Linked DNA regions of Mus musculus: region 1 is linked to region 2. A link is a loop called in an ENCODE intact Hi-C map of the cell type or tissue named here. Cell type or tissue: heart. All regions are shown on one strand.

Evidence for each region. Peaks named below come from ENCODE experiments on the same cell type or tissue, not always from the same donor. Only the 100,000 strongest peaks of a DNase experiment are listed, where the experiment ranks them.
Region 1: it touches region 2 in a loop (4-fold over the local background); 11 of 42 quality-filtered maps call a loop at or near these places.

What each region holds. Positions count from the first base shown.
Region 1 is chr13:111,682,749-111,690,748 of GRCm38, reverse strand. Mier3 (MIER family member 3) reads right to left here and starts at 4,571. Exons shown (of 13, transcript NM_172593.3): 1 at 4,395-4,571; 2 at 2,897-2,921. The coding sequence starts at 4,403. In heart, no CTCF peak of the experiment used is centred here; DNase peaks (open chromatin) are centred at 3,148, 3,838 and 4,488; H3K4me3 peaks cover 2,884 bases; H3K27ac peaks cover 2,287 bases.
Region 2 is chr13:111,486,926-111,494,925 of GRCm38, reverse strand. It overlaps Gpbp1 (GC-rich promoter binding protein 1), which reads left to right and starts at 4,799. Exons shown (of 13, transcript NM_028487.5): 1 at 4,799-5,208; 2 at 6,556-7,503. In heart, no CTCF peak of the experiment used is centred here; DNase peaks (open chromatin) are centred at 4,925, 5,555 and 5,925; H3K4me3 peaks cover 3,059 bases; H3K27ac peaks cover 2,346 bases; H3K27me3 peaks cover 1,204 bases.

The DNA of each region.
Region 1 (8,000 bases), 200 kb before region 2:
CAGGAATGGGAGACTTCCAGAAAAGAGTCAACAAACTAACATTAACATTTCAGAAGAGATTATATATTTTACATTAATTATAACCCTAAACAGACACAAATTCAATAGAAAATTGGCTTTTAAGACAAATACTTCTATGAAGCAGCTATATATAACAATTAAGTTTGTTTATTTGTTTGTTTGTTTGTTTGTTTGTGAGACAGGGTTTCTCTCTCTGTATAGCCCTGGCTGTCCTGGAACTCACTTTGTAACCAGGCTGGCCTCGAACTCAGAAATCTGCCTGCCTCTGCCTCCCAAGTTCTGGGATTAAAGGCGTGCGCCACCATTGCCCAGCAATTCTAAGATTTTTAAAAGCAATCTAGAACATGGATTTGCACTTTTAATGCTTGTCTGATTCTGAGGAATTTTAAGATCTGAATAAAGTGATTCTATGGTGGCGCACACCTTTAATCCCAGAACTTGGGAGGCAGAGGCAGATGGATTTCTGAGTTCAAGGACAGCCTGGTCTACAGAGTGAGTTCCAGGACAGCCAGGGCTGCACAGAGAAACCCTGTCTCGAAAAACAAACCAAACAAACAAACGTCTTAGATTTATGGGAAGGTAACACAAAAAATTCTATCTGTAGGTTTTGGAAGACATCCCACGGCCAAGTTGCTACTGTCAGTACAAACTTGTTTAATACCATAGTTTTAAGAATGTAATCAACTAGTTCAAAAATAAGTAAATAAATCGGATCTTCTGCTCCCAGAGAATGAGACAAGCTCAGGGGAACACAGGCCTCCCTCCCTGCCTGCCTCCATTGGTTTTACGCTAGGACTGAATGCAATGGGACCAGTGAAGCTCAGAGCTTGGGAAGAGGGATCCTGAGACCCAAGGGTGTGGCCAGGTATACGGAAGAATATTCAACAGTTTGCTCTGTTTTTAAGAAAGCTATTACTCGTTTAAAATTTCTAACATTTAAGGGCCATGCGAGATCATTACCAAAACAGTGAACTAGGCCCAAATGTTCTCATGGTGGAGAGGTTCCAACTACAGTTCCATGTTTCTGAGTTCAGAGAATTATATGCATTAGCCCACTCCTATTCCCACAAATACAAATTTCCACTTCCATAAGACTTGCAAGGTTTTGTTATTTCTTTAAAGCTAAAAAAAAATAGTATATGCTCATTTTTGTTGAAATAGATATTGCTTTTAGAGAATGAAATATTTACTCATTAGCTCAAAACCAGAACACCACCTTTATAAGTTTTCTTTCCTGAGAAACATCTGTGGTATGCCAGTGTCGAGGATAAAACAGAAGGCCCTGAACTCCTGGCTTTGTGACTTGAGACTTGAAGCAGGCCATTCAAAATTCCTAGGTCTAGCTTGGGTTTTCATTTGTAAAATACACAGGGCTAAAGGCAATGATCTGTGAGTCCCTTCCAGATCTAAAATTCTCTCTATTGACTAAGTCATTAAAAACTAAGTGTCTGCTTAGATACTAAAGCCACACTGCCTTTTGGATTTTTATTGAAATTGCAACTTCTTACAGATAATGATGCAAAATGGAAAATTATATTATCATGTTCAAATCATGTATATAAATATTCTTTCCCTGAACTTGTGTCATAAGAGCTGCTTGTCTCAAAGTTAGGAAAAATTTAAAAACACTTGTACAGATGTCCACAATGATTTTACAATCACATAATCATTCTATTATTTTACCTCCTTAAAAGATACCTAAATAGGTCTTTGAAAGTTAGCTAAATACAAAAAGTAAGACTGCAAGGTAAGTAAGTGGCTTGGTCTCTCTAAAGCAGCATGTAAAGAAATTCTGCAGGCCGGGCGTGGTGGCGCACGCCTTTAATCCCAGCACTCGGGAGGCAGGCGGATTTCTGAGTTTGAGGGCAGCCTGGTCTACAGAGTGAGTTCCAGGACAGCTAAACCAGAGAAACCCTGTGTGTGTGTGTGTGTGTGTGTGTGTGTGTGTGTGTGTGTGTGTGTGTGTGTGTGTGGCGGGGGTCATCTGGAGTGAGCCCGGGGATAATGGCAGAGAACTTGCTTAGCCCTTGGTAGTCCCTATACAAAAAAGGGGGAAAATTAAGCATAGACTCCATTATGCTGGGTGACTCTTTGCAAAACAATTCTAATTGCCTCCAAGTACAATAAAGGGGTTGGAGAATTCCAGAGGCACTTTTCTGGAACAAGTGGGACAAGGCAGCTAGAGAAAGTTTGAGAACCTAAAACAGTTTAGCAGATAAGGAGAGAGAGAGAAAGACTACAACCTCCCTCCCATGTAGGCACACCCGCGCAGATTCCGTGGACTCCTTTTATTGGATCCTCAATATATTTTCTGGCTTCTGTACTAGGTAAGCTAACCATATTAATACGTCTCTGTGCAAAACCAGGAAGACACACATTGCTTTTTTCCTTTATTATTAAGGTAGCTTTACCTAACCCAATTTTCAGTTTAAATATAACAGACACTTGAGAGCCATAGTAAAGAAAAATGGAGTTAAAAGCTAATAATCCAAGTTGCCCCAAGTTCTGACAAGTTAAAAGGACAATTTATTTTTAATAAATAAAAATAAAACAAGCTGTTAATTTGTAGAAGGTTGATTTGGGATTCATTATTTCCAGCTTAGAGTCAAACAATAAAAAAAGTTATGTGAGAATAAAAGACTTTGTAATAAGGTTTCTGGGGTACTTTTTCCACCGTGCACTGAGCACAACTATTCCCTCCTCTCTAACAACGTAAAACTACATTGGAATTCTTTAAGATCCAAATGATGAAAAAATATAGCAGGGTACATTTCTGTGGTTGTACAGAGAATCCTTTTACCAGCCAATCCTATCTCCCTCTGGGACAACCCCCCCGACCCCCGACCCCCGGAAGAGGTAAGAAAATTGAACAAACCTGGGCTCGAACTTCCAAAGGAAGCCTGGGAGAGTGAGAGAGAGAAAAGAAAACTGTGAGGTTGAATCCTGTAGCAAGGAAAAGGAGGCAGCGCAGGCAACAGGGCGCAGAGGGGGCGGAGCCGAGCGCTCCCAGGCAGCTGCCAAAAAGTGCAAGACGTAGCTTCGCTCCAATCGCTCCCGGCCCCTTTCGGGCCCCCTCTTGGCTGCCTCGCCTTCCTCCCCAAGTCCCCAGTGTACAAACTCGCAGACTCCGGACGAGGGCTGGAGTTGAAACGGGCAACTCCGAGACACCGTTTAGAGCTCGGCAAGTTACAAAGCCGGGAAGCCGAAGCCAGAGCTTACCCGGCTCGCAGCATCAATCCTTCATCCCGGGCATCTCACGAGTCCCCCGACTACAGCAGCTCACCCAGCTCTCCGCTGGCCCTAGAGCAACTCCTCGAAACGCAACCCCGTCCCCTAGGAGGGTCTCACCCTCTGAGACACACACACACAGCCTGCCCTTGGAGTGCGCGGGCGCCCCAACTCCAGGGTTTGTCGACTGCCCCAAGCGTAGGCCAGCTCGACCCTGACACTGGTCCCCAACCCAACGCGGGAGCACCCTCCCGCCCCCACCTCCCCACCCCCACCCACCAGCCGCTGAGGTCGGAGGAGCCGCGACCACTGAGTCTGGGACCAGCCGGGTCCTCCCCCGGGGGAGCGGTCGGTCCCCGGCCCGCCAGCTCGGCCCTAGCACACACAGCTCGCTCCTGCCCAGCCCCGGTGCTCCCATCACGCCGCCCCCTCCCCCAGCTTGCCCGTCCCAGGGGAGCCCGGTGCCCGGCAGCCCGGGTCGCCCGGTGCCCCCCCCCCCAAGTCCGGCCCGGGGTAAAGAGACTCTCGGGCCGCTCGGCGGGCGAGGGCGTCGAGGTGTGGGTCGGTCTCTGCGCCCGGGGACGCCGCACCTCGCAGGCTTCGGGGTAGAGAGTCCCGCTCCGCTCCCGCTGGCCTCGGAGCCCCCGGTCAGGAGAGGCGGCGGGCGGCCGGATTGCCGAGGGCCGGGTCGGCTCACTCCGGCGGGGCAGTGGCGCAGCCCGCTCTCCGCGCTGCATTCCAGCCGCCGACCGAGGATCGGCCGCTCTCCACCCACCCCGATCCCGGGAGGAGGCGCCGAGCGAACGGCGGCCCGCGTCAGCCGCCCCGGCCACGGCCCGGAGGCTACCCCGGCCCGAGGCTCGCCGCCGCCGCCCTCCGCCGCCCGGCCCCGCCGCCCGGCCCGGCCGGGGTCGGAGCCGCCGCGGCCTAGTCCCGAAGGGAGACCGCTCCCGCGCCCGCTCCCGCCCCTCCGGCAGCCTCGCCGCGCCTCGCCGCCGCCCCGCGCCCCCCATCCCCCGTCGCCGCCGCGCCGCCTTCCGAGGACCCGCGGGAGGAGCCGTGGCTCTCGGGCCGGCTGCGGGGCTTCGGAGGGCCGCCCGGCTCCCGCTCCAGCACGGCCGCCGCTGCCCGGTTTCTCCGCTCACCTCCGCCATATTGGTACCTTTAGGGCGAACGAGCAGCGCCGAGCCCAGTCCCCGGATGGGGCGCCTGAGCCAATCGCAGCCGCCGCCGCCGCTGCCGCCGCCGCGGCCCGCCAGGCACCCGCCCGGAGGCAGAGGCGGCTCGGCCCCTTATAGGGCAGGCCGGCCCGCGACGCCCCCGGCCCGCTCGCACACCCACGCCGTCCGGCGCTCCCGCGGCCGCCGCTCCTGCACGCGCCCGCCCCGCGCGCCCACGGCGCTCTGCCCCGGCTGGAGTAAAGTTCCAGCTGAACTGCGGGCGAGCGCGGGGACCGGCCGGTGGGTGCGGTGGGGGGGCCGGAGGGAGGGAGGGAGGGAGGGAGGGCGAGCCCGGGGCGGGGGAGGAAGGAGGGTGGCGGGAGACTCGGAGGAGGACTCGACGGACTTTCCCGAAGTGAGAAGAGTACGCGATGGCAAGTGAGCGAGCCGCTGATGGGCAAAAGAGGAGAGAGACCCGGACAGGAAGCAGGACGGCTAGGCACCTGCAGGAATGGAATGCGCATCGGCGTTCAGTGGCTTGGAGTGAACTGTGGAAGTAGACATTTGCCAGACAGGCTCTGGAAGATGATGGCAATTCAGAAGGCAGAAAGACTGACAGACGGAGCCAGACATGATGAGCGTGCTTGCGCGACATTCATAGCCTGTACACTTTTTTTTTTTTAAAGACCAGTTCTAGGAGTTATTAATCACAAATAGTCTAGAAGATGACCCGAAGATATACACTTGATAAACCTTTTAAAAAGCAGAGTGTCAAAGACCCTGAACCAAATTGCAAAAACTGCCTCTCACACCTACCTCGGGGGTAAATAAAAACAACATTGTTTGAGATTATACATACAATAAATGTGGTCTCCTGGATAAGTGGATACATGGAAGAGAGAGAGAGACTTAGCAGATGTATCTGTTTCTGCATAGGCTTCAAGAAATAATCCTGTGTATGAAAACAGATCCATGAGAAGATAATATACAAACAGGAAGGTGTGCTAAGACCTTACAGGGGCTTAGAGTGTCCGTGAAGACCAGAGCTCTCCTCCCAGATGCCTGCCAGGAGCTTGTAATAAATATTAATGGCAAAATGAGGTTTGCACTGTAGCTTCATAAATTTAAGCATTTTTAAGATGCTAAAACTTTTCATAACTTTAAACCTTAATTACACTGTTCAGGTTTGAGCCTAGGGTCTCCAATTCCCTCACTGGATGAGGATGGAGATGGGTTATGGGAAGAAGCAACGGTTACTTTTAAAGAGGATTACCAAGGCAAAAAAAAAAAAAAAATCAACCTAAAAACACGGGTAAAAGTTATTTATTCGTGGAAATTTTACAGAAGAAAAAAGTCACTCAACTTCAAAACATCCAAAAGACATGGAAAATTACACTTCCCCTACTGTGAATGATATCACAAACTTTTGTCCAATCAAATAACTCAAAAACAGGCTTGGCACATGTTGTCCCTACCATCTTCAACGAGGCGTTCAAAGTTGTAAAAGTTAAAAAACAAAACAAAACAAAAAACCCTGTGGCTTGAAATGGAGCAGAGTGACCAGGGTTAGTGAGGGGCAGTGCGCACCCACACCCTCTGATAAAGCCAGAAAGCACTGCTCAGCAGCTCGGCTCCAGCCAGGTAGCCAACAGCCTGCCCCTTATTTACATCATAAAAAAAAAAAAGTTTCATCCTACAAATTTATCACATCCTCACAAGTGTGGCCTTAGATTCTCCTGGCCAATTCTGAGAAATATATGGCCTTGCAGTTCTCCATGAACAGAGTAGTAAGGTTTCTTCAGGTTCTCTTGACATTTTGACAGCTTTGACGAATTGTATTGTATATAAGCAAAACTTGAAAAGGTAACCAGGGAGCCTGGGCTTAAATATTAGAGGTCTCAATTTTATCAAATCCATGAGCAAAATAACAAAATTTCAGAAAGCAGTCATGATAGAAATAGCAGCAGCTGCAACTTCTGCAAGTGTCTGTTTGCCTGGTTCTTAGAAACCTCATCAAACTCTCCACGAGTCTGGAAAGTCATTATCATACTCTCCAGTAGCAAGAGGTGCTTTTCCATCCACAGTTTGGGCAGAGCTCCAGCCGGTCTCCTTTATCACAGCCTGCACCAAGCTGGTGTAGGCTGCAGCTGCTTTGTCTCAGCATGGCCTAGAACGGTGGAGGCCTTTGCTGCCAGGGATGCCTGAACTTTAGGGTTGTTAAAATGGAGCCCTCTTTATAAACACGTTCACCTCTTCAATACCAGAGAAACTGTTCACCCCTAACTTCTTTAAGGAGAACTGCATTTTTTTTTTTTTAAATCATCTGTCAGTGGCTCCTTTCCCACCAATGCACAATTGGACCTACAGTTTTTTTCTGGTTCACGATCTTTCCTTTCATCTTGTTGGAGTAGAAATGGAGTCACACTGGGGACTAGGGGTTCATTTGGGGGAGGGGGGTTCTCAGGTAGACCAGCTGAGACAAAGCACACACAAGCCAGGACACGAGCCAGCAGCTCAAATTAGCAGATAAAGCAAACAGCTTTCCCACTGTTCATCACTAGAGAAAGACGTTTGCTACCCCACCTTCACCACCCCTATTCAATAAAGCTACATAGATGGATCTTTCATTCTTTTTAACAAGACTTCCAAGTGTTGGTTGGGATAAAATGTCCTTTCCTTCCCCTGACTTGAAATAAGTGTTTGTGTCATTGCTGCTTTACAGTACTTTGTCACTGAACAACAGGTGCCATTATATAGACGGTCCTACACGGGTGTCTATGACACAGACGTGCCTGCAGGTCAGACACTATATATAGGACCACCATGAAAGTCCATGTTCCCCAACGACTATGGGTAAAGTAATTCGTATAGGTGACAGATGGAGTGAGAACAAGGGAACTTAAAACTAAATAAACTAAATAACAGTACCCTGTATGAATCACAATGTACGAAGACTTCCAGTCATCTTTAGAAAAACATAAATGTAAAAACAGAGAAAGGGCGAACCAATGAAATTAACTGGACCAGGAGGCTGACACCATAGAGAAGATGGGGAATACAGATGCTGCAGGAGAGCATAGAGCATGACAGGTGCACTGGAAATGCTGCGGCTCCACACATTTCAACACCAACAGTAAGTAAAACTGGTTATTTGATCCTTGTCATCTTTGAGAAGATACATGGAAATTCTTCAGCAGAACAGATTGTCAGCATACTTTAAATGTCTTGCCCGGGCCATACATTAATAGTAATTTCGGGAGCCGGGCGTGGTGGCGCACGCCTTTAATCCCAGCACTCGGGAGACAGAGGCAGGCAGATTTCTGAGTTCAAGGCCAGCCTGGTCTACAGAGTGAGTTCCAGGACAGCCAGGGCTATACAGAGAAACCCTGTCTCAACCCCACCCCACCCCCACCCCCAAATAGTAATTTCGGGAAATACCCTCTTCCTTTGCCAGGGCTTCAAAAGCACTAGCCAGTTTTGTGACCTGTTTTGTGGAGTTTTCATCACGAAACTACTCTGAAAATGGTTTGTGGTAGCGTTACAATAATGCAATATCAATATTTAGCTGTCTAGAGACACCCTCTGACCCAA
Region 2 (8,000 bases):
ATGGTTAATCCATTCATTAGGTCAGAGCACTCTTGATCTCTGTAATTGCCCTTACAGACACCCTCAGAGGTGTGCTTTATTAATCTTGTAGGCAGTCTTCGGTTCAATCAAGTTGGCAATTAAAGTTAATCTTCACAGTGGGAAGCCATGCATTCAACAAACATGCCTGGGAATTCAGAGCTTGGCTGAAACTGTACTGGTTGCTGTGGGTGAGCTGAGAGAATACTGCTTCTCGGGATCCTTGAGTCCAGTGGGAAAGACGGGTAAACACACAGCCATTAGAAGCTGGAGAGATACAGCTCAGAGGCTAAGATCCTTTCCTGCTCTTGAGGAGACCCACTCTCCAGGAGCCACCATTTTTTTTTTTTTTTTAAAGACCCATGCGGAAGTAGATAGGGCTTTATAATGAGAACACAGAAGAGGAAGACCAGACTTCAAAACAATTTTTAAAGGTTTCCCACATTTTTTTTTTTTTTTTTTTTTTTTTTTTGGTTTGTCGAGTCAGGGTTTCTCTGTATAGCCCTGGCTGTCCTGGAACTCACTTTGTAGACCAGGCTGGCCTTGGACCCAGAAATCCACCTGCCTCTGCCTCCCAAATGTTGGGATTAAAGGCGTGTGCCACTATGCCAGGCAGTTTTCCACATATATATATTATCTCAAATACATAACTTTATTCCTTTTAGTGGTTGCACACTTTGAGGGGCAGTTTAGTTATTTTACTTGTTTATTGTGGGGTGTGTGTGTGTGTGTGTGTGTGTGTGTATGAATGAGTGAATTTGTGTTTTGGTTAGCAGACAACTTATAGGAGGTAAGTTCTCTTCTACAGTATGGGTTTCAGGGATTGAAGTCAGTTTGGCTGCAAATGTCTTTACCTGCTGAGCCATCTTACTAGTGCGGAAATTAAGTTTTAAATATTAATTATAAAATAGTATATTCAAATATATACTATTGCATATATTCAAATATATGCACAACAATATTTAAAGTGAAAGTCCTGCTGTGATGACTATTCAAATTATTGTTTATTATTTCTTGTGGGTTTGGGAGATCATACTGACACAGTGACTATAAAGGCTTGGTATGATGAGACTATCCGTTTCTTTATGGTCAAGAAGAAAGGTTCGGGAGTAGGTGGTAGTGCTGCAGGCCTTCAATCCCAACACTCTGCAGGCAGATCTCTGTGAGTTTCAGGTTAGCCTAGTCCAGGGCTGTTACACAGAGAAACCCTGTCTCCAAAGCAAAGCAAAGCAAAGCAAAGCAAAGCAAAGCAAAGCAAAGCAAAGCAAAGCAAAGCAAAGCAAAGCAAAGCAAAGCAAAAGCAAAGCAAAGCAAAAGCACAAAACACAAAAGGCCCCACTCTCCTCAAAAAGACAGTGGAAATTTTTCCCTTTAATGAGAGAATGCCCTTTTACTTCCCAGAGTCCCTAGCCCCTAGAACTCCTATTAGCCACGTCTTTTCTGGTTCTGTGAGCATTTTAATTCTTTCTCTAGAGTGTCCTGTCTACTCTATATGCCTGACTTCCTTGCTGGCTTAAGTCAAAGTCTTTCTCCTTATCAGTTCTTTCACCTCTGGGCAGCTGCTGAGATTGACAGCTTACCTGCCTGCCGGCTTTTCTTTTAAACCCTAATCAAACTGTCCTTTTTGAATAAACTTTGGCTTTGCTTGACTTTCAAAATTCTGCCTTTTAAATCTGTAATTGAAGGAGAATAAAGCCTTTTCCGTGGCTCCAGAGAGTTTCAGTGCCCAGGGTCTGGCGTGTGCTAGGCAGGTGCTGGTGGACCTATACTTGTTTAAAACCAGTTCTCAGTTGGTGGACTTTTCTGTTCCCCAGTTTTCACTCTTACCTGCAAGTTGCGAGAAAAAAAAAAAAAAACCCTTTGCTTCTACAGCATTGTATATTTGGGCTGATATCTTGGGCTATATTAGTTGATGCATGTGGCATATATATATTTACAGTAAGAACTAATTTAAAATTTCTTGAAAACAAAAGAGAAAAATCTCAGAGAGCTTGGTTACAGAAAGATCTCTTCCCCCAGAAGGTGTAATATTGTGTTCACTTGTAATCTATCAGTTGATGTGCCTTGTGGAGACTTCCTTAACTGGGGAAAAGAAAACGACGGGCAGGCTGGTGGAACGGCTAACAGGTCCTTGGTTTTTCTGTGGTTACACAACACTTGCTTAGCAGGTATAAAGAGTAAAGACACCCCCACTTTGACGTCTAGAAGAACCGTGTTCTCCCATCCTCCTTTGGCTTTTTGAAACAGGGTCTTGTGGTCTTGAGCTCCTGGATTCCACAGTGTGCACACTGTCGAACTTGGCCCTTTAGAATTGTTCTTTGGTTCTGTTCGTGGTATAGGGACAAGCTGACTGAGACGCAGCCTGCACTGCAGAACTCAACAGCCTGAGTAACTGTTTTCAGGTAATGTGGGACCTTTGACTTCACTACAGAAAGAATTCCAGGAGAAGCCGGTGTGAAGCGGAGTTAGAGTAGACTTAGAGATTGCTTTTTAAAGCGTAGATTATTTGCTCACTCCAGTGGGTAAAACGAGGGGCTCAGTGAAAGACCACCACACCCAGGAGCAAGGCTGTGGGCTTTTCCAAGTCCGGCACATTTCATTGTCTTTACAGTATCAAAATATTTAAGATTTTGATGTGCTTTGAAGTTAAGTTTGAAAGCTTGTTACAGAACTTAAGTAAGATCACAGGGTGGTTCTCCAGGTATACTGGGCAGTTAACAGTTGAAAAGGTTAAACCAGCCAGGTGGTGCTCAACTTTAATCCCAGCACTAGGGGAGGCAGAGGAAGATCTCTTGAGTTGGATGCCAGTTTGGTCTACAGGGTGAGTTCCAGGACAGCCAAGGTTACACGGAGAAACCCTGCCTCGAACCCCTCTCCCACCAAAGTCAAACCCTAAATCACTAGGGTTGTAAGAGAAGTTAGGATGTTTTCTGTTTCTTCTTTCAAATTTCTAGAAAATATCTGGGAAAGGAGTAAGACCATATTGAAGGTTACATGTTCTTACCTATTCACAGTTCATTGCTATTTTAACATTCTTTAAATCTGAGGCGGGGTCTCATTTGTAGCCCTGACTATCCTGGAATTTTGCTATGTCCTCGAGGTTAATCTGAACTCAGAGAATGCTGGGATTATAGATGTAAGGCACGACTCCAGGATATTTTAACTTTCTTGGAATAGTTTTCTCTAAAGCAGGTGCTGTTCATCTTATTTAATGCCTGACTCTTGGTGAAAGGTACCCTTTTTCTTCTCATGTCCCCATGCATTCCCTCCTCTTCCTGTTCTGCCTAGTTTGATATCAATTCTTAGAAATAGAAACCAGGTGGTGTGTCTTTGAAGGGATAAGGAGAACTCCAGGCCAGCTTGGGTTACATAGCTGAGATCCGAGCTAAATTCAAAAGCAACCCAAGTTCTTTTTCAATATACGTTAATTTTATGGATTCAGGTCTCGTGTAGTGGAAAGAGTTTGGATTAAGACTTAAAACAGAGCTGGGCGGGGTGGGGCATGGTTGTGACCCCAGAGTTTGTAAAGCAGAGGCAAAAGGATCGGGCGTTCAAGGTTCTCTACATAGCTCTTTAGAGAAAGCAACACGAATCCTTGCCTCTCCCGTCCCCACTCGACCCATATTCAAACCCACCTAAAACAAACGGAAGTTTAAACCGGGTAGGTTGAGTAGTCAAGGTCCAGGGAGTAACTGGATCATTTCTAAAATATGAAACCAGCTTATGTAAAAAGTGAGGAAAACACATCTTAGACATTGGCACGATTGAAAAAAGCATCCTTTAGTTTTAAGCCCTTTTTCCCTTTGTACCTAGGGGGCAAGATGGGTAAAGATTGAGGTACAAATTAAGGCGAGTTTACATTCGGCGAACTTATAGGGGTAACGCACTAAACTACAAACCCTATAATGCATATAAAAAGTTTCTGGGAAATGACGCTCCGGTGATTTTCCCTCTTTAGGACGCTTCTCCCTCATTTCTTCTACTTTTTTCCTTTTAGAATTAAATCTCCAACCTTTCCAGAGTGAACCTTTGGCTATATGTAGAGAAAGTGAATACCGTAACTTTTTTTTTTTAAATAATCGTTTGTGCTATGCGGATACCCAGGACAACGCTGATGAAATAATCCATCTCCTTTGGAGTTATTAGAAATAGGAATTACTAGCGCGATGCTCTCTGGCAGCCCTTCGCACTCCGGGGGAACGGTGGCTGCAGCCGAGCCTCGCGCGCCTCCCTAACCCGGCTTCCGCGTGTTAACGTCCCGCACGCTCCGCGTGGCGCGCGACTGCGGCGCCCAATCACTCAGGCAGGGCCGGCTCCGCCCACGGAGCGCTCAGGGCCCGCGCCGAGCGGCCTGCGAGCCACGGCGGGCTTCAGGCGGAGCCGAACGAACGGCGCCCGCCGCCGGCCGTTCCGGGTTGCGCGGCGCTGCCGGGCAGACTCAGAAGCGCCGCACGCCCTGCGAGCCCGCCTGCCCGTCCGGACCGCCTGCGCTCGTCCTCTCCACCCCACCGTTCCCGAGCTCGGGGAGGGCCCGCGGCTGCACAGAGGCGCTCCTCAGGGAACGGACGGGAATTCCCCCTTCCACCGAACGTTCCGGATTGTTCACCGTCCTCACGTCAGCAGCAGGGGGTAATCCCCGGCTCCAGCTGCTCCTGACGTCACCGCGCCGAGACTCCGCCTCCCCGCCCCGCCCCCCGCCCCGCCCCCGCCCTTCCCCCGCGCCAGGCCCAGCCTCCGGGTCCTCCTCAAAGCCCCGCCCCCGGTCTAGCCCCGCCCCTTCCTCTCCCCCAGGCGCCGACGTAGAGGGCGGAGCTTCCCTGACCTGGGGCGTGAGCTGCTACTTGGGCCAGAAGGTTCTGTGGTGGAGGCCCTCCTCCTCCGGCTCCGCCCAGTGGGTTCGTTTGCACCGCGGCTTCCGCACCCTTTCTTCCTCCTCTTTTCCCCTCGCCCCGCCTCCCTCCTCTTACTTCTCAACCTCTCCGCTGCGTCCCCCCTCCCTCGCCACCTTCCACGATCTCGCGAGACTTGGCCCAGAACATTGCGGATCGGGTCGGCGCCATTTTGGGACTGAGACTGGTTGTGGGGGAGGGAAAAGCGGCAAAAGGGGATTATTCAAAGTACCGAAAACCTCCTCCCGGGATCGAGCGCAGCGGCACCCCCAGGCCAGGGGCACCTCTGGTGGGGCAGAAGGTAACACAGTCCCCTGGGCCCCGGACGGGAGTCTCGGGGACCGGGGGAGGGGTTGCCCGTGTCGGCGTTGGGGCTTGAGGGGTCGGGAGCGGCGTTGGTGGCGCGAGGCGTGAGGGTGCGGGCGGCCGGGGGGCGGCGTGAGGCGTGAGGCGCGGGGCGCCCGCCCGTCCTCCCTCCCTCCCTCCCTCCCCCCGGCCGGCGTTGACTCAGCCCGGCGGAGCGGAGGCGGCGGCGGCGGCCGTGGGGCGAGGTGGGCGGCGGGCCTCGGCGGCCGTGGTGGGGGGGGGTGGTGCTCGGCGGCGAAGGCCGGGAACGGCCGGGGCGCCCGCGGCGTCGGGCTAAGACCCCAGGCCCCGGCACGCGCGCCTTCCTGGGCCACCACCAGCAAGGCGGCCCCGGGAACCGGGGAACCGGGGGACCGGGGACTGGAGTCGCGGCGTGCGGAGCCGTGGACTTCCGCCGTGTGCTCGGCGGCGCTTCGCCCTCCCCGCCGCGCCGGGCTCCGTGGCAGTTGCGGTGGTGGTGGTGGCTGCTCGCCCAAGGCGAGCGCTCCGAAGTCGCGTCGGCTCCCGAGTCCGACGGGACCTGTTTATTTTCCCGGGGAGAGCACGGTCCTTAACGGGGTGGACGGGTCGCGTCCCGCACCTCCCACCCCTGGAGTTTTGGCCGAAACCTGTTTGCTTAATTTCAAGGGAATGGGGCCGAGCACCTGGAGCCGAGCGCTGCTCTCCCGGGCTTGGGAGTCAGCCCCCGGGCGAACCGTAGCCACTCGCCCTGCCACGCTCGCCTTGCCACGCTCCCCTCCCGCCCGCCGGCCTGCCCGCCGGCCTTCCTACTAAGCCGTAGTGGGGACAATCCAGCTGCTCCGTCCTCCGAGATTGCGTTTTGGAAGGAGCGTCACGCTCCTTTCCGCCTCTCACTCTCGGAGTCGGGTTCCCCGACGCTCCGTGGCAGCACCACCTGTCCATTTGTTTTCCTTTGGCACATGGGAGAGAATCGGGGAAGAGCACTGCTGAGACCGTGGGCCACTTTCGTAGTTTGAATATTTGCTCAAAGTTTTTAAGTTGGGCGCTTGCAACCTCCAGGGTACTACCTGCACCCAGTTCCCAGTTCAAATCGGAACTCTTCAGTGATATCGTCGCCCACAGTTTTCTAACTCCCTTCATTCAGTAGACTTCATCGAGGGCTAGGAAAAGACTTTTTCCCCAGCTCTCTTTTTACGGCTGTGTGGGAAAAATTTTTTCCCCAGAGGTTAAATTTTTTTCCAAATGGGGGTTAATTTTGATTTGAAAATAAAAACTGACTTAAGTTTTTTGTTTTTGTTTTTTCCTAATACAACTTTTACAGGTGGTTGAATTTGGCGTATGAAGATCATCATCTAGGTTTTGTTTAAAAGGCCCCGGATATTTCAAGTGGCCATTTTGGAATTACAGTTTTGTTTTTGTTTTGGGCAATTTTGCTCCAGAAGTTCATTAAAATTGACAAGAATCATCTCTGAAGTGAATTGATAGTAGTGAACAAATTCAACGAGCTACTAAAAGTCCCAGCCATTTCTTCAGTATTTTGGGTCAAACGGATTATATAAGTGGTTAAAGCATTTCATCTGGTGTTATTTTTGTCTCTTTCCCCTCTCCTGTTTGTGTTCTTCAGCCAAAACTGTAAGATATGTTTGATTTGTGTACCAAGTAGTTTCAGCAGTTTCAAATTACTGTTTAAATATTGCTGAAGTTTTGTGGCAGTTCTTTTTACCTTTATTAAAAGTTTTAGTAATTTTTGACTTCAGCTTTTTTCATATTACAATGGGACAGCTTTTCTAAATGAAGACATTGAAAGAATACAGCGTTTTTTTCTTTTTATCTTTTATTTACTTGGGAATGTAAGATGTTCCATTTTCACACCAGCATGGTAGTATTGAGATAGCTATTTGTCTATACACGCTGATGTTTAGAAGTAATCTTCAGATGTGAAATTTTTCTTTTTGTTTCTGCTTTTTGGCACATAAATTGGCTATTTCTTCTGGAGTGGATAAGTACAACAGTGACAAATACATGGAACAGTAAAGAAGACCTTGCTCTTAAATCCAAGGAACCTGGCTAACTCTGGATCTGACCATATGAAAACTTCAAAGTAAATATGGGTAGCTGACTTCAAGTAACTCTATGTCAAATAGTCATAGGTTAAGTATCTTCAAAGAACTTGGATATTTCAGAGGATACAAAATAAAAAAACAAACTGGAAAACATAAAGCTTATAGAGAAGAAATCAACACCTTCTTGTGCAGTCCTTTTGGAATTTGTAAGTACTTGTGAGCAAATAGATGTTCCTCTGTAATCTGTAATAAGAGTCAGATTGATCCCGTGTTATATTTGGAAACCTTTCAGTTTCTTGAAAAAAATGTTTCTGATTACATTTCTGGATAGTCTGAAAATAGCCAGCCATTTAGCTATATAGCAAATTGAAATGGGGATGATTTTAAGGTTTACAAATGTTTCAGACATTAGTCTTATTAAAAGTTTTTGTATTTTTAAAGTTGAAAAAACATAAATGCATCTGGTCAGTAATCACTTTCTGCTTTATGATAGCATATATATATATATATATATACATATATATATATATATAGAGAGAGAGAGAGAGAGAGAAATCACTTTCTGCTTTATGATAGCATATATATATATATAGAGAGAGAGAGCGAGCGGGAGCGCATAGTGCAAACGTAGGAAAGTCTACACAGTTGATGTCTGGTTGGTTTTATATTGTAAATGTCATGGGTCTTGATTACTACTTTATTT